Linked DNA regions of Homo sapiens: regions 2, 3 and 4 are each linked to region 1. Evidence: chromatin contacts called from ENCODE Hi-C or POLR2A ChIA-PET data. All regions are on one chromosome and are shown on one strand. The core of a region is the stretch at or near the end of the contact, and the rest is flanking DNA. Distances in the headings are between cores, read along the strand shown.

Region 1 (6,746 bases), core at 1,890-4,389:
TTTATGTCACATATATTTTACCACAAGAAAAAAAGGGGACCAAAACTACATACCGTGTGTTGGATCTGTTTATAGTCACACTGGGAGTAAATTCAGATCAGTATCTGCACAGCCTTTTTCTCGCTGCCTTTGCCCTGGAGTGGAAGGAAGGAAATGAATGGGGAAGAGGGAGAAGCGGAGAAGTAGCCTCTTCTAGTTCTTTCTTCCTTCCTTTTTTTTCTTTTTCTTTTCTTTTCTTTTTTTTGAGGTGGGGTCTCGCACTGTAGCCCAGGCTGGAGTGCAGTGGCGCGATCTCGGCTCACTGCAACCTGCACCTCTCATGATCAAGCGATTCTCCTGCCCCAGCCTCCTGAGTAGCTGGGATTACAGGCATCCGCCACCACACCTGGCTTTTTTTTTTTTTTTTGAGATGGAGTCTTGCACTGTCGCCCAGGCTGGAGTGCAATGGTGTGATCTCGGCTCGCTACAACCTCTGCCTCCCGGGTTCAAGCGACTCTCCTGCCTCAGCCCCCTGAGTAGCTGGGATTACAGGCACCCGCCACCACGCCTGCCTAATTTTTGTATTTTTAGTACAGACAGGGTCTCGCCATGTTGGCCAGGCTGGTCTCGAACTCCTGACCTCAGGTGACCCGCCCACCTCGGCCTCCCAAAGTGCTGGGATTACAGGCGTGAGCCACCGTGCCTGGCCTGTATTTTAAAAAATATATTATTTGTAATCAGCTTGTGCCCGACTTCCTTCTTTGGGCCACATTCTGTGCATTTCATCCACCCACTGCTTCATTGTTCATTTATCCAGTCACCAATAGATGGATGTGTGGTTATTTCAAATGTTCCAGTCTTGTTTTGTTTTGTTTTTGATAGAAACAGGGTCTTGCCATGTTGGCCAGGCTGGTCTCGAACTCCTGACCTCAGGTGACCCGCCCACCTCGGCCTCCCAAATTGCTGGGATCACATGTGTGAGCCACTGAGCCCAGATTTTTTTTTTTTTTTTGGCAGGGTTTGGCTCCGTGGCCCAGGCTGGAGTGCAGTAGTGCGATGTCGGCTCACTGAAACCTCCAACTCCTGAGCTCCAGCCATCCTCCTGCCTCAGCCTCCAAGTAGCTAGGACTGCAGGTGCGTGCCACCAAACCTGGCTGATTTTTGTATTATTATTATTATTATTATTTTTTGTAGAGATGGGGTTTTGTCATGTTGGCCAGGCTGGTCTTGAACTCCTGGGCTCAAGCGATCCTCTCATCTCAGCCTTCCAAGGTGCTGGGATTACAGGCATGAGCCACTGCATCCGGCCAGTTTTATTTTAAATGGGGTTTTAGTCCCAGCTACTTGGGAGGCTGAGGAGGGAGGATAGCTGGAGTCCAGGAGTTCAAGGCTGCAGTGAGCTATGACTGCATCATTGCACTCCAGCTTGGGCAACAGAGTGAGAGCCTGTCTCAAAATAAAAGAAAAAAAAGTGTTTTGTACTATTTGTCTGTGATCTTGTTCCTTGTATTTTTTTTTTTTGAGACAGAGTCTTGCCGTGTCGCCCAGGCTGGAGTGTAGTGGCACGATCTCGGCTCACTGCAAGCTCTGCCTCCTGGGTTCAAGCAATTCTACTGCCTCAGCCTCCTGAGTAGCTGGGACTACAGGCGCCTGCCACCATGCCGAGCTAATTTTTTGTACTTTTAGTAGAGACGGGGTTTCACCATGTTAGCCAGGATGGTCTCGATCTCCTGACCTCGTGATCCGCCCACCTTGGCCTCCCAAACTGCTGGGATTCCAGGAGTGAGCCACCATGCTCGGCCCTTTTTTTTCTAAGAGGGAGTCTTGCTCTGTTGCCCAGGTTGGTGTGCAGTGGCGCGATCTCGGCTCACTGCAACCTCTACTTCCTGCCTTCAAGCATTTCTCCGGCCTTAGCTTCCCGAGTAGCTGGGATTACAGGCGCCCACCACCACGCCCGGCTAATTTTCTTTTGTATTTTTAGTAGAGACGGGGTTTCACTATATATGTTGGCTAGGCTGGTCTCGATCTCCTGACCTAAATTGATCCTCGGCCTCCCAAAGTGTTGGGATTATAGGCGTGCGCCACCTCACCCGGCCTTGTTCCTTGTATTTATTTAATTCTGTGATGATGAATAAACCAAACGATCAGGCTGTCAATGTGCTGTGAGATTAAGGAGAAAAGCAGTAGGCAGCACGTACCCGGTTTTACAAAACCCTGCGGGTCACCTGTTTACTACCGTCAGCCTAGACCGGTTTTTCCACCTCCTTCTGCTGACATTGGAGGACGGGTATCATTCTTTTTGGGGGGTCGTCGTGTGCACTGCAGGGTGCTGAGCGGCATGTCTGGTCTGGACCCACTCGATGCCAGCAGCACCCCGCACTCAAGTTGTGACAACCAAAACCGTGTTTTCAGACATTGCCAAGTTATCCCCTAGGGGGCAAAGTCACCCAGAAGAAGAACCACTGATGTATGCAATTAACAGATGCAACTAAAACAGTATTTGGCTATTAATAGTAATAGCACTTGGGGGGGGGGTCAATAATATCTTTTCATAGTCATTGAATTTAGTTAATTGTTTTGATTTGATTCCAGTTCAGCCCCGAACTGGGTGACCTTGGCCAAGTGACTCAGCCTCTCGGACCCTCGGGATCCTCTTCTGTGAAATGCGGACAGGGGAAGGAGCCTCGCGCGGGACGCTCACGTGCCGTTCCCGCTCCGTCCGCCCGCCTGGGGTGCGGGCGGGTACACTCCCACTCCCCGCAGCGCCCCACGCGGCTCCACCGCTTCCGAGTGAAGAGTTAAAGAGGAAGCGGCAGCCGCGCCTGCGCCCACAGTGCCTAGCCCGGAGCGCCGGTCTCGCAAGCGCGCACGCGCACGCAAGCCCGCACGCGCGCGCACGCACGCACGTGGCTCGGCCCGCGCGCATCCTCCCCTTGCAGGGGCGGGGCCAGCGCAGGGACTCCATTTCCCAGCGTGCCCCGCGGCAACGCCAGGAGCCTCCGAGGAGAAAGGAAAACGCGCGACGGCCCCGACTGCGGCGGCGCGAAATCCGCCTCAGGGACGCACGCACAGACGGAGTACCCCTGGACCCGCCCCCGGAGACCCCGTGCGGGAGCGCGCCCGGGCGTGCGCAGGGGCGGCGGCGCGGCGGCGCGGGGACGCGCGGTGACCGTTGGCGCCGAGGGGAGGAGGCAGCCGCCGCCGCCGCCGCCGCCGCCGCCGCCGCCGCCGCCGCCGTTGCGCAGATCCGGGCCGCGGCTGTGGGGAGGGCGACGGAGCGGGTGACCTTCCGGAGGCGGGAGCGAGCGAGGAGGCCCGGGAGCGCCGAGCGTCGCCGCCGCCGCCGCCATGAACAACTCGGGCGCCGACGAGATCGGGTGAGGACGAGCGGCGCGGGCCTGCGTCTCCGCCCCGAGCCCGGCCCGCCGCTCCCCGCCGCCCGGCCTCAGACGCCGCCCCCCGGGGCCGCCCCGTCAAGGTCACGCCGGCCGGGGGCGGACTCGGGACCCGGACTCGCCGCGGCTTCGCGCCGGGGGCCCTGGACGGGTGCCCGGGGTCTGGGGGGGTCCTGGCGCCCCCGCCGCCGCTTCCCGGCTTCCCGTCCTGGGGGATCCTGAAGGAGAGCCTGAGGGGTCCGGGGGGCCCCGCCGCCGCCTCCAGACTTCCTGGTCGGGGGAACCCCGAACGGCAACCTGGGGGGGTGTCCTGGGGCGCCCGTGCCGCCGCTTCCCGACTGCGCGTCCTGAGGGACCCCGAATGGGAGCCAGAGGGGTTCAGGGGCCCCCGCCGCCGCTTCCTGGTTGTGGCGGCCCCGAACGGGAACTTGGGGGGGTCTGGAGCGTCCCCGTTGCCGCCTGTAGGGCTTCCTGGCCTGGGGGACCCCGAATGAGAACCTGAGGGAGTCTGCGGGGAGTCCAGGGCGCCGTCGCCGCCGCCTCCCGGCTTCCTGGCCAGGGGGACCCCAAACTGTGGCGTGGGGGGTGGTCCGGGGCGCCCCCAGCGCGCGCCCAAACTTGGCGGGCGGCGCACGTGGCGAGCCGAGGCGAGGGTTCCGGTTCTGCCACCGCCCAACCTATCCCACTCGGGGCTCCGGGCTCCCCGCTCCCATCCCACCCCCCCAAAGTGGTAAGGTCGGGAGGGGTTCGCAAACCCAGGGCCCAGGGGGCTCGGGTCAGCCGGGGCCTGCTGTGTTTACGTTGCCTCGGCGCCTCCCCGCCGGGGGTGGGCTTGAGCTGCGGAAGGGAGAGTCAGCGCTTCCGAGGCGGCGACGGGCCCGCGGATCTTTGCTGCGCCGAGGCGTCCCCTCCTATAGGAGCCTGACCTGCTCCGGACCCCGCGGGGCCGGGAAACCTCATTTCGCTGTGCCCCAGGGCTCGGCGCCATTCTTTGGTAGGAGCGGCTCCTGCCGCAGCGACGTCGTTTTAGAGTTGCATTCTTCCGGCAAAACAGTCTGGGTTGGGTTTCCTAGTGGTCTGGTGTAAATTTCTCGGTGCCCTTAGCTTTGAGCAGCGCCCTGTGTTCTCAGCGCTGGGCTTGGCTAGTGCGGGAGCGGTTGCTGCTAGAGGGTTGCCTTGGCAGGCGCCTCTCGCACCAGCTACAGGTCACACTTGTGGATGGGAAATGCCTTTTGTGGGCTCTCCCCCTCCCCAGACAAAACAAAAGAGCACCTTCCGTTGGAGAACCAGGATGAAAGCACTTAGCCCCTGCCTAGCCCGTGCTGTGAGTCCTCTCCAGGCACTTTGACTTGGCAGGGTCCGTGTGCCTGTGTGAGGGACATTGCAGGGATGGGCCTGAGCAGGGAGTCCACCGGCCATGGGGGATGGAGCCATCGACTTTGGGGTGAGGCAGGGAAAGGGCTCCCAGATGGGGTACCTGGATTAGGTCCATTCAAGCCGCGGGTGAACGTGGGCCCGCTCCACCCAAGCCGTGGCTGTGAGGAGGCTGGAGAGAGGTGAGGGCTCCTGTCCCCTCCCTGCATGGACACCCTTGGGAAGTGGGGCAGCTGGGGTCCCAGCCTGGGTCTGGAGGGGTCCCACCCACAGCACAAATAGGCTCGCAGGCCACCCGGACGCCACGGGCTGCGTGGAGGAGAACTGGAGTGCATGGACCCTGCTCTCCTCCCCGGCTGCCAGGAGTGTCCACTGCTTTCTAAGTCAGACTCCTTGGGCAAGAAGTGTTGCCACAGCCGCCCGTCGCATGGGAGACCGGCTTCCATTCTATGCGGAGTCCACGGTCTGCTCTGATCTTGCTGTGTGGAGTTGTTGTGTGCGTGAAATGCTTGTGACCCTGCGAAGCGCCCTCCTGGCAAGTCCCCTGCAGGTGCGGTGGGTGCCATGCAGGAGGGTGCTGAGCTTGGATGGAAGCAGGCCCTCTCTGCGGCAGATGGCGGCTCTCAGGACGCCATGGGTCTGCGGTGTCCCTTACCCACTGGGGGGGCTCGGCAGCCTGAGGAGCTCCCTCTTCCTGATGCAGAGCCCTCACTGCTCACTGCCATGGAGGAGGCAGGAGATCCCGCCGGACCCCGCTTGGAGGGCTGGGCCTGGAGCATGCATGGGTGCGGGGTCAACGCCTCAGGAGACTTGGAGCTTGGGAGCCCCCTGTTCTGGGACACTTGTGGCCGTCCAGCTGCTGCCCTGGGAATCCACACCTGGAAGGTGGGTTAGGGAGCCATCCTTGGGGGAAGCTCTGCTTTTGAGTCTGAGAAGTCGTCCCAAGTTTTGAGGGTCCCTGTGCTGGCTTAGAAGTCCATGTAAAGCTTGATGGGGGATGAAAGTCAGCTGAGGCCTGCCGGTGATAACGGATGCCTTACACACACCGACTTCCAGTCAGCTTGAGGGGGGCTTCATGCAGGAGGAAGCGCATACGTGTGGTGGGGTGTGGGGAGTCCCTCTCTGGATCCTGGTGGGTTTGGCACGCGGACCCTACATGGTGGATGTGATGGACAGTGTCCTCCTTTGGGAGCGGGGCCTGTCCTGGTCCTCTTGTGAAGGGTGGGGGACAGGCACTGACCTGTCAGGAGGGTTAGAGGGTTGGCACCAGCAGGTGGCCTGGAGCGCTCAGAGCACGCGCGATCAGGAAGGCCCGAGTCTCCAGTGTGCCCTCCCTGGCCTTGTGAAGTCATCTTAAAGTCTGGCTTGAGCGCCTCTGACTTGGATTCTGGGAAGCTGACACAGCGCGGCCGGGGTCGCCACATCCTGTTGAGTAGCCGCTGGGTGCTAGGCGCCTGGGTGGTAGACCAGGTGTCAGGGATAGGGCCCATGCCTGGCCTACTGGGGAGAGGACAGAGGCTCAGAGGGGTCACCTCGAGCGCCCAGGCCATTGTGTTCTGCTGGCTTCCAAGGCAGCACACGGTCATGGAACTGGAGAGAGAGGTTTATGGAAGATTTTATCTGGTACACTGGGGAATGGTAAGACAGGGACACCTGGAAATATTGTAGGAAAGTCACAGAGGGAGGAAGGACTCAGCGGAGAGAGGAGAAAGCCGCCTCTGGGCAGCTTCGAGGATACCCAGGACTGTGGCCGGGGGCCATGCAGCTCAGAGCCAGGCCCATGGCAGGTCTCTGGGTTTATTGGGTGGCTGTGGAAGGAGACATCCTGAGTGGGGCTCCTGGCTGGGCCCCTAGAGGCCGTGACTACTTGTACCTGTGCAGAGTGAGCACAAGGCACCTGGCAAGATTGTTGGTCAGGCCAGAGAGGGCCGTGATCTGGGGGAGGCTGTTGCAGTGCGGGGAGTGATAGGGAACCTCATGGGGCCGTGCCGGCCTTTC
Region 2 (6,746 bases), core at 2,784-5,283, 730 kb before region 1:
CTGGGGCTGAGAGCTTTCCCGGGTCCTGGGTAGACGGGGCATGGAGTCTCACACCTGGGACTTGCCGGGAGGTGCCAGGCAGGAGACGGCCCCACTCCTGGCCTCAGTTTCCCCTCCTATGATGGGTGCCAAGGTGCTGCGTTCCACAAGCTGGTCCCTGGCAGTGTCTGTGAACCAGCAAGCGCTCTGGGATGGGGGCTGTGGCCGTTCCTGCCCCCAGGGACGGGGGAAGAAATGGGGGGCTCTCTGGCTCCCCACCCCCCATCCCTGCAGCCCCACCCCACCCCAGCCCTGCGCCAAAGGGAGAGCAGAGCCCCCTCCCCGAAGGCCACGTCCCTGGGGAGACAGTGAGCTCATGCAAGGGGAATGTTCCCAAGTTGGAGTGAGTAAGAGGCGGGCCAGGCGGTGGGGGGGCTGCCAGGCGCGGGGCTCCGCGTGCCCTCGCCCTCGGGTGCTGTCTAGACAGAGGGCAGAGGCGGGAGAAGCGGCTCCAGGGCCTGCTGACCCTGACATGCCCAGTGCCTGGTGTTTGGTGGTGTTTGAGGGGTTGGGCAGGGTGCCAGCCCCTGGCCTGGGGGCTTGGAGGGTACGGGAAGGGACCTCCTGGGGTGGGTGGGGGTTGGTGGTGAGGCTGTGGGGGGGGGCACGTGGAGCTCAGAGGGGAGGAGACATTTCCAGGGTTCTGGAGCCAGGGTGGGGACACCCATGTGGTTTTCTGCCCCTTCTTCCTGGGTGGGGGTAGATCATTCCGTGCGTAACTACTCAGCACCACCTGCATGCATCTGTGGGCGGGCCAGAAGCTGGGTGTCAGGAGTGGCCCAGGAGAGCACCCCGTTCCCCGGCCCGCAGGTGGTGTTTGCTGGCTCCAGCAGGGCCAGGAGGCCACCTGCAGCCTGGTGCTCCAGACTGATGTCACCCGGGCCGAGTGCTGTGCCTCCGGCAACATTGACACCGCCTGGTCCAACCTCACCCACCCGGGGAACAAGATCAACCTCCTCGGCTTCTTGGGCCTTGTCCACTGCCTTCCCTGCAAAGGTGAGACCTCAGGCCAGAAGCAGGGCAGACGTCTCAGCTCAGGACCAGCCACAAACAGTCATGGTGGTCGAGGGCCGAACGTCCAGGGACTGAGCCCGTCACAGGGGTATGTAGGAGGCTGCAGGGGGATCCCAGCCTCAGAGAGGGACTGGGGGGACTTCCCGGTTCCCAGGCTCCAGCCTCTTGCAGCTCAGGACTCAGGAAGAGACCACGTGGCTCCAGCCTTTGCTGGGGCTGAGCTCTCTGCCTGGGTGGCTCTTCCCACCTGGTCGATAAATGTCTGGCTTGCACCTAGCTCCTGGGAAGGTGGGTTTGCCATTCTGGCCTGTGACCCCAAATGTCCACACCAGGGACCTTCACTGCAGACTCCAGGGTCTGCGGTGGGGTTACAGCTGCATGTTTAACAAGCATTTGCCTCGGGACCCTGTTTTGAGAGGATGCCTCCCACATCAGACTAGGGGCTCTTGGTTGGCGAGTGGCACAGAACGAATGAATAAGATTCTCCGCACTGGAGGATGATGGTTTTTTTTTTTTTTTTTTTTTTTTTTCCTGAGATGGAGCCTCGCTCTGTCACCCAGGCTGGAGTGCAGTGGTGCGATTTTGGCTCACTGCAACTTCGGCCTCCGAGGTTCAGGTGATTCTCTTTCCTCGGCCTCCCCAGGGGCTGGGACTGCAGGCGCGCGCCACCACACCTGGCTAATTTTTATGTTTTTGGTAGAGACAGGGTTTCACCACATTGGCCAGGCTGGTCTCAAACTCCTGACCTCAAGTGATCTGCCAGCCTTGGCCTCCCAAAGTGCTGGGATTACAGGCGTGAGCCACCATGCCTGGCCTGTTGGGGCACATCTTGAAGGAGGTGGGCATTAGAGCTGGGGTGTTGGGGGATGTCTAGGAGTTTGCCAGATGGGGCCGGTATGGGAGAGTGGATCAGGAGAGAACATGGCTTGAGGTTAGGTCCTGGTGGGTGGGGTCAGGCAGAGGAGCCAAGGGGAGGCTGAAGCTGAGGGCTGCAGACCCGAAGGCCAGGCTGAGGAACTCTGCTGGCCTCTGAGATGTGATTAATCCCAGATCAGCCTGGCTGGGTGGTCCTGAACTCACTGCCACATACCCCTGCTCCCTCCAGACCCCCCTCTGGCTTCTGGGAGAAGGACAGTCTTCAAAAAGTGCCTGGCCTGGGCATGAGACGGCCCAGGACCCCCCACCCCCAACCTCATCTGGCCCTGGGGACGGAACTCAGGCCCCCTTCCGTTCTCGCTCGCATAAAAGCCACCCTGGCCGAGCATTTCCAGATGTGCCTGTGAGCCGCTGTGCCGGGGCCGCCCAGGTGCGGCCCACATGCCCTGCAAGGGCTGCGTGGCGGGCGCTGGCCATCCCCTAAGGAGTGCCGCACTGCCTTGGAAGTGGGGCTCCCTCGTCAGCCCCACTTTACACACAGAGAAACTGAGGCTGGCACATAAACTCAACAGCTGTGTTCAGAGGCCCTACCAGACCCCCAGATAACAGAAAGGGGGTTGGTCATCTGGGTCCTGGCTGCAGCTTTCAAACTGAGGTGCTTGGGCCCCTGCACTCATAGCTGCGACCCGGCCTCAGTTTCCCCATCTGTAAAATGATGACTTGGGAAGATGCGATAAGCCTAGGAGGCGATGAGCATTCACATTGAAAGCGGGGGCGGGGACCCCAGAGAGAGCTTCCCTAGCAGGACCTCAATATCCCTGTCTGAGCAGCGGGGCTGCGGGGCAGCTCCTGGTTCAGAGGCCTAGGGCTGTGGGGGGCCCCCTCCCCTGGAATCGCTCCCCAGGCCAGGAGGGCCGTCCAGCGCCCCGCCCTCCCCGACGCCTCCTGGGGGAAGGTCCTGGCAGCCCCAGACTCGCGCCTGGCAAGGGCGGAACACCCCAGGCTGACGCAGCTGGGGCCCCTCCGGCCTTCCCAGAAGAGCGCGTGCATCGGGAGCAGACGTCAGCCAGCTGCAAGGAGGAGCGGCCCGGGGCTGCGTAGCTCCGCTGGACCCCGATTCCGGGCAGAGACCCCCCCCCGCCCCGGCCCGCGCGCACCGAGCCCAGCCCCCGCCCCCCAGCGCAGGCGCAGCGCGGACCTCGGCCCCACCGGTCCCGCGCCCGGACCCTGAGCCCTGCCCCTGGGAACCCGAGGGCCCCGACTCCGACTGACCCTGACCTGGGACGGCGCCCCCGCCTCCGCCCTGCAGAAGGGGCGCAGGGAGGGGCCCCGAGGCCTTCGCGCGGCCCCACGCCCGGGACCCTCCCGCGCCCGGCCCCACGCGCGTGTCCTCTGTCCGCAGATTCGTGCGACGGCGTGGAGTGCGGCCCGGGCAAGGCGTGCCGCATGCTGGGGGGCCGCCCGCGCTGCGAGTGCGCGCCCGACTGCTCGGGGCTCCCGGCGCGGCTGCAGGTCTGCGGCTCAGACGGCGCCACCTACCGCGACGAGTGCGAGCTGCGCGCCGCGCGCTGCCGCGGCCACCCGGACCTGAGCGTCATGTACCGGGGCCGCTGCCGCAGTACGTGGGGGCGTGGTCTGTGGAGGGGCGGGGCGGGACCTACCGGACCTGCGCGTCATGTATCGAGGCTGCTGCCGCAGTAGGCGGGGGCGGGGCCTGGGGCGGGACCACCCGGACCTGAGCGTGACGTATCGGGGCTGCTACCGCAATGCGTGAGGGCCAGGCCTGCGGGGGCGGGGCCTGCTGGAGGGGCGGGGCCTGCTGGAGGGGCGGGGCCGCTGCCGCAGTGCGTAGGGGCGGGGCCTCCAGCCCAGGACAGGTCACATGGGTGGCGGTGGGGCCTGAGTAAGGGCGTCTTTATACTTCCGAGGGAGTATCACGGGGTAGGGTCTTTTGTAGGGTTGGGATTTGGAAAATAGTGGGCCTCTGGGGGCTCACACTGGGCAAGAGGTATGTGGCATGGTCAGAGCGGGAGCGTGACTCAGAGAGGGGCTTGTGGGTGTAACCAGAGGGGCATGATGGAACCAGGGGGGTGAGACTGGGTCATGTAAGGGGCGGGGCTCTTGGCTGGGGCGTGGTTCCTGGGTGGAGATGGGCGGGGATTTGTGGGTGGAGTTTGGGTGGGCGGCCCCGCAGTCGCGGAGGGGCGGGGCTTTGGGTAGCATAAGGGGCAGGAGCTCACGAAAGAGGTGTGGCTCCTGGGTACAATGGGAAGGGCAGGGCTTGTGGGTGGAGCCTGAGGGGTGGAATGGAGAGGGGGGCTCACGGGGGGCGGGGGGGTGCTTGTGTCTCCTACCAGAGGGTTTTCGCATCTTGGGGGTTAAGGGTGGGTCTTGGGGCCAAGAGCCCTGCGGGGTTCTCAGCGAGATGTCCCCTGAACTTCCCCTGGCACCCGGCCTGCAGAGTCCTGTGAGCACGTGGTGTGCCCGCGGCCACAGTCGTGCGTCGTGGACCAGACGGGCAGCGCCCACTGCGTGGTGTGTCGAGCGGCGCCCTGCCCTGTGCCCTCCAGCCCCGGCCAGGAGCTTTGCGGCAACAACAACGTCACCTACATCTCCTCGTGCCACATGCGCCAGGCCACCTGCTTCCTGGGCCGCTCCATCGGCGTGCGCCACGCGGGCAGCTGCGCAGGTGCAGACGCAGGGCGGGGGCACAGGCCTGTCCTGGGGGCCGGAGAACCCCCTGCCCTGCGCCCTCAATGCTCTTATCGACCCTTGCAGGCACCCCTGAGGAGCCGCCAGGTGGTGAGTCTGCAGAAGAGGAAGAGAACTTCGTGTGAGCCTGCAGGACAGGCCTGGGCCTGGTGCCCGAGGCCCCCCATCATCCCCTGTTATTTATTGCCACAGCAGAGTCTAATTTATATGCCACGGACACTCCTTAGAGCCCGGATTCGGACCACTTGGGGATCCCAGAACCTCCCTGACGATATCCTGGAAGGACTGAGGAAGGGAGGCCTGGGGGCCGGCTGGTGGGTGGGATAGACCTGCGTTCCGGACACTGAGCGCCTGATTTAGGGCCCTTCTCTAGGATGCCCCAGCCCCTACCCTAAGACCTATTGCCGGGGAGGATTCCACACTTCCGCTCCTTTGGGGATAAACCTATTAATTATTGCTACTATCAAGAGGGCTGGGCATTCTCTGCTGGTAATTCCTGAAGAGGCATGACTGCTTTTCTCAGCCCCAAGCCTCTAGTCTGGGTGTGTACGGAGGGTCTAGCCTGGGTGTGTACGGAGGGTCTAGCCTGGGTGAGTACGGAGGGTCTAGCCTGGGTGAGTACGGAGGGTCTAGCCTGGGTGAGTACGGAGGGTCTAGCCTGGGTGTGTATGGAGGATCTAGCCTGGGTGAGTATGGAGGGTCTAGCCTGGGTGAGTATGGAGGGTCTAGCCTGGGTGTGTATGGAGGGTCTAGCCTGGGTGAGTATGGAGGGTCTAGCCTGGGTGTGTATGGAGGGTCTAGCCTGGGTGAGTATGGAGGGTCTAGCCTGGGTGTGTACGGAGGGTCTAGTCTGAGTGCGTGTGGGGACCTCAGAACACTGTGACCTTAGCCCAGCAAGCCAGGCCCTTCATGAAGGCCAAGAAGGCTGCCACCATTCCCTGCCAGCCCAAGAACTCCAGCTTCCCCACTGCCTCTGTGTGCCCCTTTGCGTCCTGTGAAGGCCATTGAGAAATGCCCAGTGTGCCCCCTGGGAAAGGGCACGGCCTGTGCTCCTGACACGGGCTGTGCTTGGCCACAGAACCACCCAGCGTCTCCCCTGCTGCTGTCCACGTCAGTTCATGAGGCAACGTCGCGTGGTCTCAGACGTGGAGCAGCCAGCGGCAGCTCAGAGCAGGGCACTGTGTCCGGCGGAGCCAAGTCCACTCTGGGGGAGCTCTGGCGGGGACCACGGGCCACTGCTCACCCACTGGCCCCGAGGGGGGTGTAGACGCCAAGACTCACGCATGTGTGACATCCGGAGTCCTGGAGCCGGGTGTCCCAGTGGCACCACTAGGTGCCTGCTGCCTCCACAGTGGGGTTCACACCCAGGGCTCCTTGGTCCCCCACAACCTGCCCCGGCCAGGCCTGCAGACCCAGACTCCAGCCAGACCTGCCTCACCCACCAATGCAGCCGGGGCTGGCGACACCAGCCAGGTGCTGGTCTTGGGCCAGTTCTCCCACGACGGCTCACCCTCCCCTCCATCTGCGTTGATGCTCAGAATCGCCTACCTGTGCCTGCGTGTAAACCACAGCCTCAGACCAGCTATGGGGAGAGGACAACACGGAGGATATCCAGCTTCCCCGGTCTGGGGTGAGGAATGTGGGGAGCTTGGGCATCCTCCTCCAGCCTCCTCCAGCCCCCAGGCAGTGCCTTACCTGTGGTGCCCAGAAAAGTGCCCCTAGGTTGGTGGGTCTACAGGAGCCTCAGCCAGGCAGCCCACCCCACCCTGGGGCCCTGCCTCACCAAGGAAATAAAGACTCAAGCCATTTTGGGGTGTCCAGGCCTCAGTTTGTCTCCTCTCTCAAGGCTTCAGGCCGCCCCCACGGCTGTGGGATGGGCAGCCTGGGGCCTGGGGTGCCGCATGGGTGCTCTGGAGGCACGGGAAGAGAGACCCAGCATTAGTCCTTGGGCAGCCTCTGGCCGCCTCTGGGCCTCAGTGCCTCTCCAGGCAGTGGACAAGCCCGGGAGGGGCTGAGGCAGAGCGGGAGGGGAGGGAGAGAAAGGAGGTCTTTTGGGAGGGCACACAGGATAGACAAGATGGCTTAGGGCAGCCCTAAGACACCAG
Region 3 (6,746 bases), core at 4,247-6,746, 640 kb after region 1:
AGAGCCTCAACAGGGCTCCTGCTCCCAGCCCTTCGGCCACACCCTGGGTCCAGCAGCCGCCCAGGGCTAGAGTGACACAGGGGGCTCTCACGGGCCTGCACTGAGGTTCCCCAAACGCAGAGCCCCTCTGGGCCCTGGGATATGACATTGCATTTTGATCCTTGAAACCAAACTGTCATGTACCCTCAGGGACAGCTCAGAGGCAGGGACGGCCCAGGGGACCCAATGGGCACAGTGCCTCTGTCTGAAGCCCCCACCCTGGTACCAGAGGGGCCACCCTCACTGTCATTCCCGACTGGACTCAGGGCCCGGTGGCCACTTTTAGACACGGGTCTTCCCGGCTGTAGGACGGACAGCCGGAATGCCACACACTGTTTCCACCCCCGCTCAACACCGATCCCAAGGCGCTGGGTTCCCCAGGGCGCGGCGCGGGCCCACCTTGACGGCGTACTCCTGGCTGGTGATCAGGTTGATGCAGGTCTGCACTCGGGCATGAGCGCCCTCCCCCAGCACATCTTCCTGCAGCTGGTAGACGTCTGCCGGGCAGCGGGGCGGGCGTGAGAGGGACCCTGGCTTTTCCCCGCTCCCGGCTCCCCCAATGCCCGCCATCCCCGCTCACCTTCAAACCTGCCCGAGAAGCTGTCGGTGGCCCGGCCGCGCTTCTTCTTCTTGCCCCTCTTCTTGGCGTCCGGGATGTCAATGGGCTGGCTGGCGGGCATGTCTGTTCCAGGAGGCACGCCCAGGGGGCTCAGGACATGGCCCTGGCCGGCCGGCCCCCACCCCCCTGCAGGGGCTGGCCACTGCCATGGCAGCGACAGCAGCTGCCCTGTGCCCTCCTCCCCCTCGGGCCCCTCACCAGGGCGGGCTGAGCACTGCAGGCCAAAGTCAGAGTCTCCGTGGTCGGGCTGGTCTAGGGAGAAGGCCAGCTCGAAGGGGTTCTGCCCCTGCAGGGGAGAGGAGAGGAGAGGCACTCAGGCCCCATCCCTGCCCACGCAGCAGGGAGACCTATCCTGCCCCAGTGTCGCAGCGTCCACACTGACAAGCCCTGCGCTGAGCATTACGGAAAAATCAACTCCGTCCCCGCTCACACACCAGGATCAACTCCCACCAGGATCAACTCCCGAAGGGGCAGACAGCATAAACCAGGGGACCCCCAAGCTCCTGGGATTCACCTCCTCGCTGCCCCACACTCAGTGTGTGTGTGGATTTCTCTCTTTTTTAAATTTATGTTTTGTAGAGATAAAGTCTTGCTACGTTGCCCAGGCTGGTCTTAAACCCCTGGCCTCAAGCGATCCTCCTGCCTTGGCCTCCCAAAGTGCTGGGATCACAGGTGTGGGCCACATGTGGAAGGCGTGAGGCCTCCTAGCACCTCAGCAAGGCAAGATCAGGGGACGCAGAGTCTCTTAGGGGGTCCATGGAATTTGCCAACCCAGGGGGTGATTCTGTCCCCCAGGAGACACTGGGCCATGTCTGGGGACATCTGTGGTTGTGACCGGTTGGGGGAGCTCCTGGCACGGAGTGGGGTGGGGCAGGGGTGCTGCTCAGCACCCTGCAGTGCCCAGGACAGCCCCACCCCAGAGAAAGATGGGCCCCAACCTCCACAGGGCCGTGGGGAAGACCTCCTCCCACCTGCAGAGCCCTGGGGGCCTCTGGGAAAGGGGTGCATTGCGGGGAGGGGACAGACACAAGCAGCTGGCTCTTGGGAACCCTGCCTCTGATGCCAGGATTGAGTCACCGTGGGGCCCAAGCCGTGTCTTGCACCTCCGTCTGCTTGTCCACAGAATGGGGACGGCTGACCTCTGGGGCGGGTCGCGGGGATCAAAGGCAGCGGGGCAGTGGGAAGGAGGTGAGTCACTAGGCGGGCTGCCAGCCTGGTGGCTGTGCCTGCTTTCCCACGGCCTCCTGGGCCATCTCAGGGCAGCTGAGTCCTCCCTGGGCCTCAGTTTCCCCCATCTAAGATGGCACACAACCACCTCTCCTTCCCCTAAGCTGCTCCCCTCCCTTTCGCTCAGTGCCTGGGGCTGGCGGGGTAAGAATTCAGTGCCTGGTGCTCTGGGGCCTGCTGAAGGTGGGGGCTCTGCTTCCATCACCCCTGCCTTCTGCCCCTACCCAAGCCCAGACACCTGCATTCCTCCGCCCATGTCCCGCAGCTGCCCGGCACACCTTTCCCCTGCCAGCTCTGTGCACCTACGCCCCCGCCACCCACCAGAGGCTCATCTGCTTCCAGCCCCCCAACCCCGCAGCTACCAGTTACCGAGTCAGTATACACAGTGCTGTACTGGTCCTGGGGGCTCACGGGAGAGGCACCCACAGGCGCGAGTGTGCCAGGCCCTGCCCAGACCACATCCTGCACTCTCCCATTTCAGTGCCAGACACCCCTGGAGGGAGCCCCTGGTGGGCCCTGATACCCGGCTAAGGAAGCCGCCTTGGGCCCTGGGGGCCAGGATTCAAATCCAGGCCTGTTGCACTGGGCAGGCTGGGGCTGGGTCATTTCTTGACCCAGCCCCAGGACCATGGGAGCAAGACCCTGACCAGGGTGCAAGGAACAGTGCAGATTAGAGTAGGCTTTGCCCAGCCCCCGTGGAAGATGGTGGCATACATATGTACGTTTCCACAGAGCAAATGGCCCAGCGCAGGGACTGCCGGCCCTTTACGAGGGGCCGGGCCTTTGAAGCTGGGGAACCGAGGCCCGGTCAGGTTCCTTGTACCACTGAGCTCTCACTCAGCTTCACCCGTCTGGGTGAACCCAGGCGGGAGGGGCCCACAGAGGTGGCGGGGGTCCCAGTCCCAGTGAGGATGCTGGCTGCTCTGGGCCAAGTCACTGCCCCTCTCTGGGCCCCAGACAACCTGAGTGGGGCTCTAACAAGAGGGTCGTTCAGCAGAAGTGAGACTCCAGTGGAGCCCGTGGGAGACCCAAGGCCAGGAGATGGGTGGAGGCCAGAGGGCAGAGTCTGGGAGGGGCCGTGAGCCAAGCTGCCCTCCTGCCTCCCCACCCACCCTGGCTCGGGCAGATAGCTACCAGGAGGCTGCTGGGGGAGGAGGGAAGGAAGGGGGGGGCTCCAACTAGCCCCCATGGGAGTCAGCATTCCCATAAGGCTCCTGTCCAGAGGCCCCTGGTGGCCCTGGGGCAGCCACCACAAGGCAGGTGACCAGGGTCTAAGGCCAGACTGGAGTTCACCTGCTGTCTGACCTTGGCCTAGTGACCTCACCCTGGGGTCTGTCAGCGGTGAGACGGGAGGCAGCTGCCCCCAACTCGTGGGAGCTCACGAGAGTGAAATGACCTAAGGGGCCACAGAGCCCAGCGTGAGCTCCTGGCCCTGTCTGGCCACCGTTCCCCTGTGCCAGCCACAGCCTCCAACTCAGCAAAGCTACAGATGGACGGCCGCAGCCACCACAGCGGAGGGGCCAGGCACCACGAGACTCCGCGGCCTCCTCGCCCGTGTACAGGGGAGCCCCAGGCACACGCGCCTGCAGTCTCAGAGCCTCACTTTCCCATCTGCGAACGGAAAGAAACCCAAGGCACCCACAGACGTGCCTCCCTGCTGGGCTGCTGCCTGCTGGAGGCAAGGAGAGTATTTCAGGAGAGGTGGCCCCAATCCAGGGAGCAGCCGTGCATGGTGGGGGCTGTGGGGGGAGATTCCTAGAGCAACCGGTCCCGGCCACCTGGAGGAACACCTCACAGCCAGGACTGCCTGCCAGGCCCTCCTCCACCAAGACGCCCACCTTCCCAGCTCCCAGCCAGGCTGCCCTGGCCATGCACAGAGGCCGGCCCACAATCCTGGGCAGTGTGGGCGGTCCTGGTCCCACTGTTCTAGGTCTGGCTGTGGGACTCGAGTCAGCAGGCCTTGGCAGGAGGTGGCTGGAACCATCTAGAAAGTTCAAGTGTGCTTTAGCTGCCTGGCTGGCCCCATGCACTGACTCTGTATCAGCTCATGCCTGGCCCTAGGAGGGAGAAGACCACTGTCAGGTCCTCCTCTTTCCCGCCCAGCCCCTGACACTCTGATGGTGCCAGGCCTGCTGCCCTAGGGGAAAACTGGGCAGGGGTGGCAGGGGTGGAGTGCTGCCCTGGGGCACTGGCTGGACAGACCTGGGAATTCTTCCCAGTCTCTCTTTGCTCCTCCCACCCTGGAGCACCGCGTTGTGTGTACACACAAGACAGAGACACACACACACACAAACACACACACATACACTCACACTCTCTCTTCCTCTCTCCAGTCCTGCCTTCCCTACCGGGCAACAGGTCCCTGCCCAAGGAAGCCCAGTGAAGCGATTACATAACCCCGGCCTGAGGGGTGGGGCGGGCCGGCTGACATCACTGCGTCCCCTGGGCCAGGTCCTGCGGGGCCCCTGCCCAGCACCTGCCCTCCCCTTCCCCCCCAAGATTTGCTCATCTGAAACCAGCACTCAACAGCAGTCACCACCCGGGCTGCGCAGAAACTTCCCGCTCCGACAGGAAACAGCACTTGGGCCTGGGGTGTCTGCGAAGTGCAGGGCTGAGGGGACATCCCATCCCCTCCCCCACGGCACAGGCCCCCTGGGGGTGGGTGCACCTGACCAGCCCGGCCTGGGGATTCTGAAAGAAAGTCCCCAGAAGCCACATGGAGGTGGGAATGGGACTGTGGCCCGCTGACCCGTCCCCACCAGGGCACAACCAGCTGGAGCTTGCAGGGGACACCCCCCATAAGCCACATGCAGCGACTGGGACAGGACTGCAGCCTGCTGACCCCCCAGAACATACCCGGCGGGGGCTTGCAGGGGACACACAGCCTGGTGCCCTGACCCGGAGGGGGCTCCTGCTCCCAGCCTCACTTGGGGGTCCTGGAGGAAGGACCCGGCGGCCATGGCTGGAGAGAGGACTGTGGCCTGCTGAACCCCCATCCTCGCACACCGACCCCGCTTCAGCGCACGGCCGGCCCGGGCAGCCCCGGGTGTAGGGCGGGGGCCAGGCACGAGCCCCGGGAGCCGATCTTAGGGGCGGGCCCCGCGCCCCCCACGCCGGCCATTCCGGTGGTCCAGCCCGGAGCGCCCCCAAACCGACCCCGGGCCTCACCTTGAACGAACGGTGGAAACCCTGAAGTTCGGCTGGTTTCTTCTGCACCATCTTCTGTCCGGGCCCCGCCAGCGGGGGAGGGGACCGAGGGCCCGGGGGGAGGCCCGAGGGCGGGCGGCCGGGCGGGGGGCGGCCGAGGAGGGGACCCTGCGGGCGGGAGCAGACAAAGGGAGGGCGGTGAGCGGAGCCCGGCCTGCCAGGAGCGCGGACCGGGCGGGGGCGGCGAGGGCTCCGCGGGGCCCGTTTCCCGCTACCGGGTCGGTGTCCTCGGGGCCGCCCTGGGGTTCGCACTCACCGGGGTCGGGCTTGGGCCGGGGCCGCAGTGCCGCCGCCGCCCCACGTCGCGCAGCCCGGACCCCGCTCCGCGGACCGCGCGGGGAACAGCGCCGCCGCCGCCGCCAGCGCGGACCCCTCTACCTGGGCCACCGCCGCTGAGAGGAGCCGGGCGCGTCGCCGCCGCCGCCACCTTTATAGGCCCGGACCTGCTCTGGCCCCGCCCCCGACGCAGGCTCCGCCCGGCCTCACCCCCTGCGCACGACGTGGGCGGAGCCAGAAGAGGGCGCTCTCCGGGAACCCAGTGCGGCTGCGCGCTCCGGCGGTGGGGCGTGTCCGAAACGGCTAGCGCACGCCTGCGCAGTGCGGCGCACGGGGGTCTCGGTGCGGAACCTAGGCAGCGACCCTGCGGCGCGCCCGGAGCTGGCCTGTTTTTGCCGCCTGAGGCTCGCGGGGCCCGTGGGACCTGCGAGGCCCTGGGCCGTGTCCTACCGCCTGGCCCCACACAGGGCAACTCCCTTGGCCTGTCAACCCAGGCCTAGTATACCCCGACTCCCTTGGTTCATGCCCTCGCTCTAGAACCTGCCATGGCTCCCTCTTGCAGTTCTCCAGTGCTGGCTCCAGCAGTCCCCCTCGTGCACCACCAGCACGCTTGGAGTCCCAGCCACTCCCTTCTAGTGCTGGGGGACCAGCCACCGCCACCTACTTTCTTCTTCCCCTGGGCCACCCTGCCTGGGGAGCACTGAGCTCCCCGAGTTTGCTTTGTGGTTGGCAGGAACCAGAGTAGAGGGTGGGGACCGAGGTCTGTGAAGGACCCTTCCTCTGTCCTCGAATAGCATTTCAGGGAGAACTGGGACCTGAGACCCACTGGGAAAGAGCCCAAGGGGTGGATGGTCGCCAGGACAGGAAGTAAAACACAGTCCCATTTTGGCTGGGGCCCCAAACCAGGCTTAGATAGAATCAGCCTGTCCTGAGCTGCCAGTCCCCCATCCCACAGCATCCTGGTTCAAAGTGCTCCCCAGGCCCCGGGCCTGGGGCACACAAGGAGTGGGGGTTCCCCTGCTGGGTGGACTGTGGTCTCCTCTTCTGCAGGGGTTTCCAGAAGCTTCGCACAGCCCATCCCACCATCCCCCAACCAGGCCCTGAGCTCAAGAGGGGCTGGAGCCCCACTGACCTGAAGCTGGAGGGCCCCTGCCTGCAAGGCCACAGCTCTCAGGCCACAGGGGCTGGGAGGCCTGGCCTCAGCCACCCCCGGGGCATTGGGGGGAAGCCTGTGGGGAATTCCCAGCCAGAACCCAGCCCAGCACCTGGCATTGCCCTGACTCTTGGCAATGGGGGGACAGAAAACCAGGTCCCCCAGCCCCCCTTATTGTGCATGTGGGTGCGTGTGTGTGCGTGTGAACACATACACGCACAAACA
Region 4 (2,500 bases), core at 1-2,500, 540 kb before region 1:
CAGAAGTGGGATCCACGGCAAGTCAAAGCTTGGAAGAGCAGGAATGAGGTGTGGGACCCCCATACTGGAAAGGGCTTGGAGCGGGGTGGGGTCGGGGGAACACGTGGTGAGGTTGAGGCCAGAGGGGGTGTGGCCAGGAGCTGGGGGCGGGCCTAGAGGGGCGTGGCTTGTGGTTGTGGCCTAGGCGATAGGCGTGGCGCGGGGCTATTGACTAGTGAAGACCAAATTAACACGGGAGGGATGAGCGAGCATTGTGGGGCGGGAGCGGCAGCCAGGTGAGGGGGTCTAACACGTGAGGCCGGGGTGGGCGCGGGCCGCCCCTCACGGCCCCGTCCTGTTCCGGCAGGGTGACTCCGGGGGCCCGCTGGTGTGCGGGGGCGTGCTCGAGGGCGTGGTCACCTCGGGCTCGCGCGTTTGCGGCAACCGCAAGAAGCCCGGGATCTACACCCGCGTGGCGAGCTATGCGGCCTGGATCGACAGCGTCCTGGCCTAGGGTGCCGGGGCCTGAAGGTCAGGGTCACCCAAGCAACAAAGTCCCGAGCAATGAAGTCATCCACTCCTGCATCTGGTTGGTCTTTATTGAGCACCTACTATATGCAGAAGGGGAGGCCGAGGTGGGAGGATCATTGGATCTCAGGAGTTCGAGATCAGCATGGGCCACGTAGCGCGACTCCATCTCTACAAATAAATAAAAAATTAGCTGGGCAATTGGCGGGCATGGAGGTGGGTGCTTGTAGTTCCAGCTACTCAGGAGGCTGAGGTGGGAGGATGACTTGAACGCAGGAGGCTGAGGCTGCAGTGAGTTGTGATTGCACCACTGCCCTCCAGCCTGGGCAACAGAGTGAAACCTTGTCTCTCTCTACAAAAAAAAAAAAAAAATTCTGCGTGGTGGCTCACGCCTGTAATCCCAGCACTTTGGGAGGCCGAGGCGGGCGGATCATTTGAGGTCAGGAGTTCCTGATCAGCCTGACCAACATGGTGAAACCCCGTGTCTACTAAAAATACAAAAAAAAATTAGCTGAGCGTGGTGGTGGGCACCTGTAGCCCCAGCTACTCAGGAGGCTGAGGCAGGAGGATAGCTTGAACCCGGGAGGCGGAGGTTGCAGTGAGCTGAGATCGCACCACTGTACTCCGACCTGGGTGACAGAGCGAGACTCTGTCTCAAAACAAAAACAGAAACATTAAAAAAAGAGGAACGCGGGAAGCTACAGATAAAAGCGCAAGAACGGAGAATACAGCGAAGTTCCGGGTCCAGCGCTTCCGTGGGGCTGACGCGGCCACACGGCGGCGCCCTTGCCACACACACACACACACACGCGCGAAGGCCCGCCAGGCATGGGTGTCCCCTCCTGGTCTGGCTCATACCGTTTCCCTTTGCTTACCAAGGGGAATGTGAGCGTCTTCTGTGTGCAAGGCTGTGGGCTGAGACTCAGGTGCACAGAAACCCTTCGAGGCCGTGTTCCTATGACCCATATCCCATAAGGGGAAACTGAGGCTCACAGGGACTGTGCGACTCTCCTGACCTTACACAGAAGCTCCAGGACACAGCCTGGACTGGAGCCCAGAGCCACGGAGCCTGCCTTCACAAACCACCCTGGGTGCGGCCAGACCCACACCAGGACGACGAGCAGCGGCACCTGCTTGCTGGAGGCCCTGGACCTCAGGTCACCCTTCTTGGCAAGGCCAGGGAGGACACCTGAGGCCCTGTGCCCTTTCTCCCACCTGGTGGAGGGGCAGCCAGGCGCTATCGTAGAAAAAGACTGATGGGCCAGGCGCGGTGGCTCATGCCTGTAATCCCAGCACTTTGGGAGGCCGAGGCGGGCAGATCACAAGGTCAGGAGATTGAGACCATCCTGGCCAACACGGTGAAATCCCATCTCCACTAAAAATACAAAAAAATTAGCCGGGCGTGGTGGCGGATGCCTGTAGTCCCAGCTACTTGGGAGGCTGAGGCAGGAGAATAGCTTGAATCCAGGAGGTGAAGCTTGCAGTGAGCCGAGATAGCACCACTGCATTTCAACCTGGGCAACAGAAGGAGACTCCATCTCAAAAAGAAAGAAAAAAAAAAAAAAGAGAAAAGAAAAAGTGACTGATGGGCCGGGTGCCGGTGGCTCACGCCTGTCATCCCAGCACTTTGGGAGGCTGAGGCGGGCAGATCATGAGGTCAGGAGATCGAGACCATCCTGGCTAACACGGTGAAACCCCGTCTCTACTAAAAATACAAAAAATTAGCCGGGCGTGGTGGCAGGCACCTGTAGTCCCAGCTGCTCGGGACGCTGAGGCAGAATGGCGTGAACCCGGGAGGTGGAGGTTGCAGTGAGTGGAGATCACACCACTACACTGCAGCCTGGGTGACAGAGCGAGATTCCATCTCAAAAAAAAAAAAAAGACTGATGATCTGAGAGGCAGGTCCGCTGGGAAAAGGGGGGATGGATTGATGAACACTGTGCTTGGGTGTTTTTGGGGCTATGGAACACTCACCTAGGAATCACACTGACGT

The links. A loop is a pair of places that touch in the nucleus more often than their neighbours do. ChIA-PET counts read pairs that join two places held with the same protein, here RNA polymerase II (POLR2A). Pooled maps may share reads with other maps.
Region 2: a loop to region 1 is called in a map of naive thymus-derived CD4-positive, alpha-beta T cell, with 27 times the contacts of the local background. The contact joins the enhancer-like site here to the promoter of DAZAP1 in region 1. A Hi-C loop is called at or near these places in 1 of 168 maps with a recorded cell type or tissue (naive thymus-derived CD4-positive, alpha-beta T cell) and 9 of 50 pooled maps. POLR2A ChIA-PET finds 5 or more read pairs at or near these places in 1 of 52 experiments (RWPE1).
Region 3: a loop to region 1 is called in a pooled map, with 6 times the contacts of the local background. The contact joins the promoter of MKNK2 here to the promoter of DAZAP1 in region 1. A Hi-C loop is called at or near these places in 1 of 168 maps with a recorded cell type or tissue (gastrocnemius medialis), 1 of 37 single-sample maps with no recorded cell type and 5 of 50 pooled maps.
Region 4: a loop to region 1 is called in a pooled map, with 7 times the contacts of the local background. The contact joins the enhancer-like site here to the promoter of DAZAP1 in region 1. A Hi-C loop is called at or near these places in 4 of 50 pooled maps. POLR2A ChIA-PET finds 5 or more read pairs at or near these places in 3 of 52 experiments (HEK293, WTC11 and activated CD8-positive, alpha-beta memory T cell).

What each region holds. Positions count from the first base shown.
Region 1 is chr19:1,404,447-1,411,192 of GRCh38, forward strand. It overlaps DAZAP1 (DAZ associated protein 1), which reads left to right and starts at 3,140. Exons shown (of 12, transcript NM_018959.4): 1 at 3,140-3,356. The coding sequence starts at 3,328. RefSeq lists silencers at 2,984-3,213, 3,354-3,563, 3,944-4,043.
Region 2 is chr19:676,943-683,688 of GRCh38, forward strand. It overlaps FSTL3 (follistatin like 3), which reads left to right. Exons shown (of 5, transcript NM_005860.3): 2 at 850-1,035; 3 at 3,332-3,547; 4 at 4,391-4,618; 5 at 4,708-6,443. The coding sequence ends at 4,766. Among named protein-coding and RNA genes, the nearest start is that of FSTL3, 3.9 kb to the left of the region's middle. RefSeq lists enhancers at 1,804-2,306, 3,991-4,540, 4,541-5,089 and silencers at 2,761-3,070, 3,101-3,880, 4,071-4,170. Within about 2 kb of position 4,034, at least 41 of the 41 ENCODE cell types and tissues checked have a DNase peak (open chromatin) inside an H3K27ac peak, as active enhancers do.
Region 3 is chr19:2,045,748-2,052,493 of GRCh38, forward strand. MKNK2 (MAPK interacting serine/threonine kinase 2) reads right to left here and starts at 5,497. Exons shown (of 14, transcript NM_199054.3): 1 at 5,349-5,497; 2 at 5,054-5,200; 3 at 857-944; 4 at 620-721; 5 at 439-536. The coding sequence starts at 5,104. RefSeq lists enhancers at 773-1,273, 1,777-2,434, 2,435-3,091, 3,749-4,405, 4,582-4,641 and silencers at 4,212-4,401, 5,132-5,671.
Region 4 is chr19:862,746-865,245 of GRCh38, forward strand. It overlaps CFD (complement factor D), which reads left to right. Exons shown (of 5, transcript NM_001928.4): 5 at 347-896. The coding sequence ends at 493. Among named protein-coding and RNA genes, the nearest start is that of CFD, 4.3 kb to the left of the region's middle. Within about 2 kb of position 1,251, at least 8 of the 41 ENCODE cell types and tissues checked have a DNase peak (open chromatin) inside an H3K27ac peak, as active enhancers do.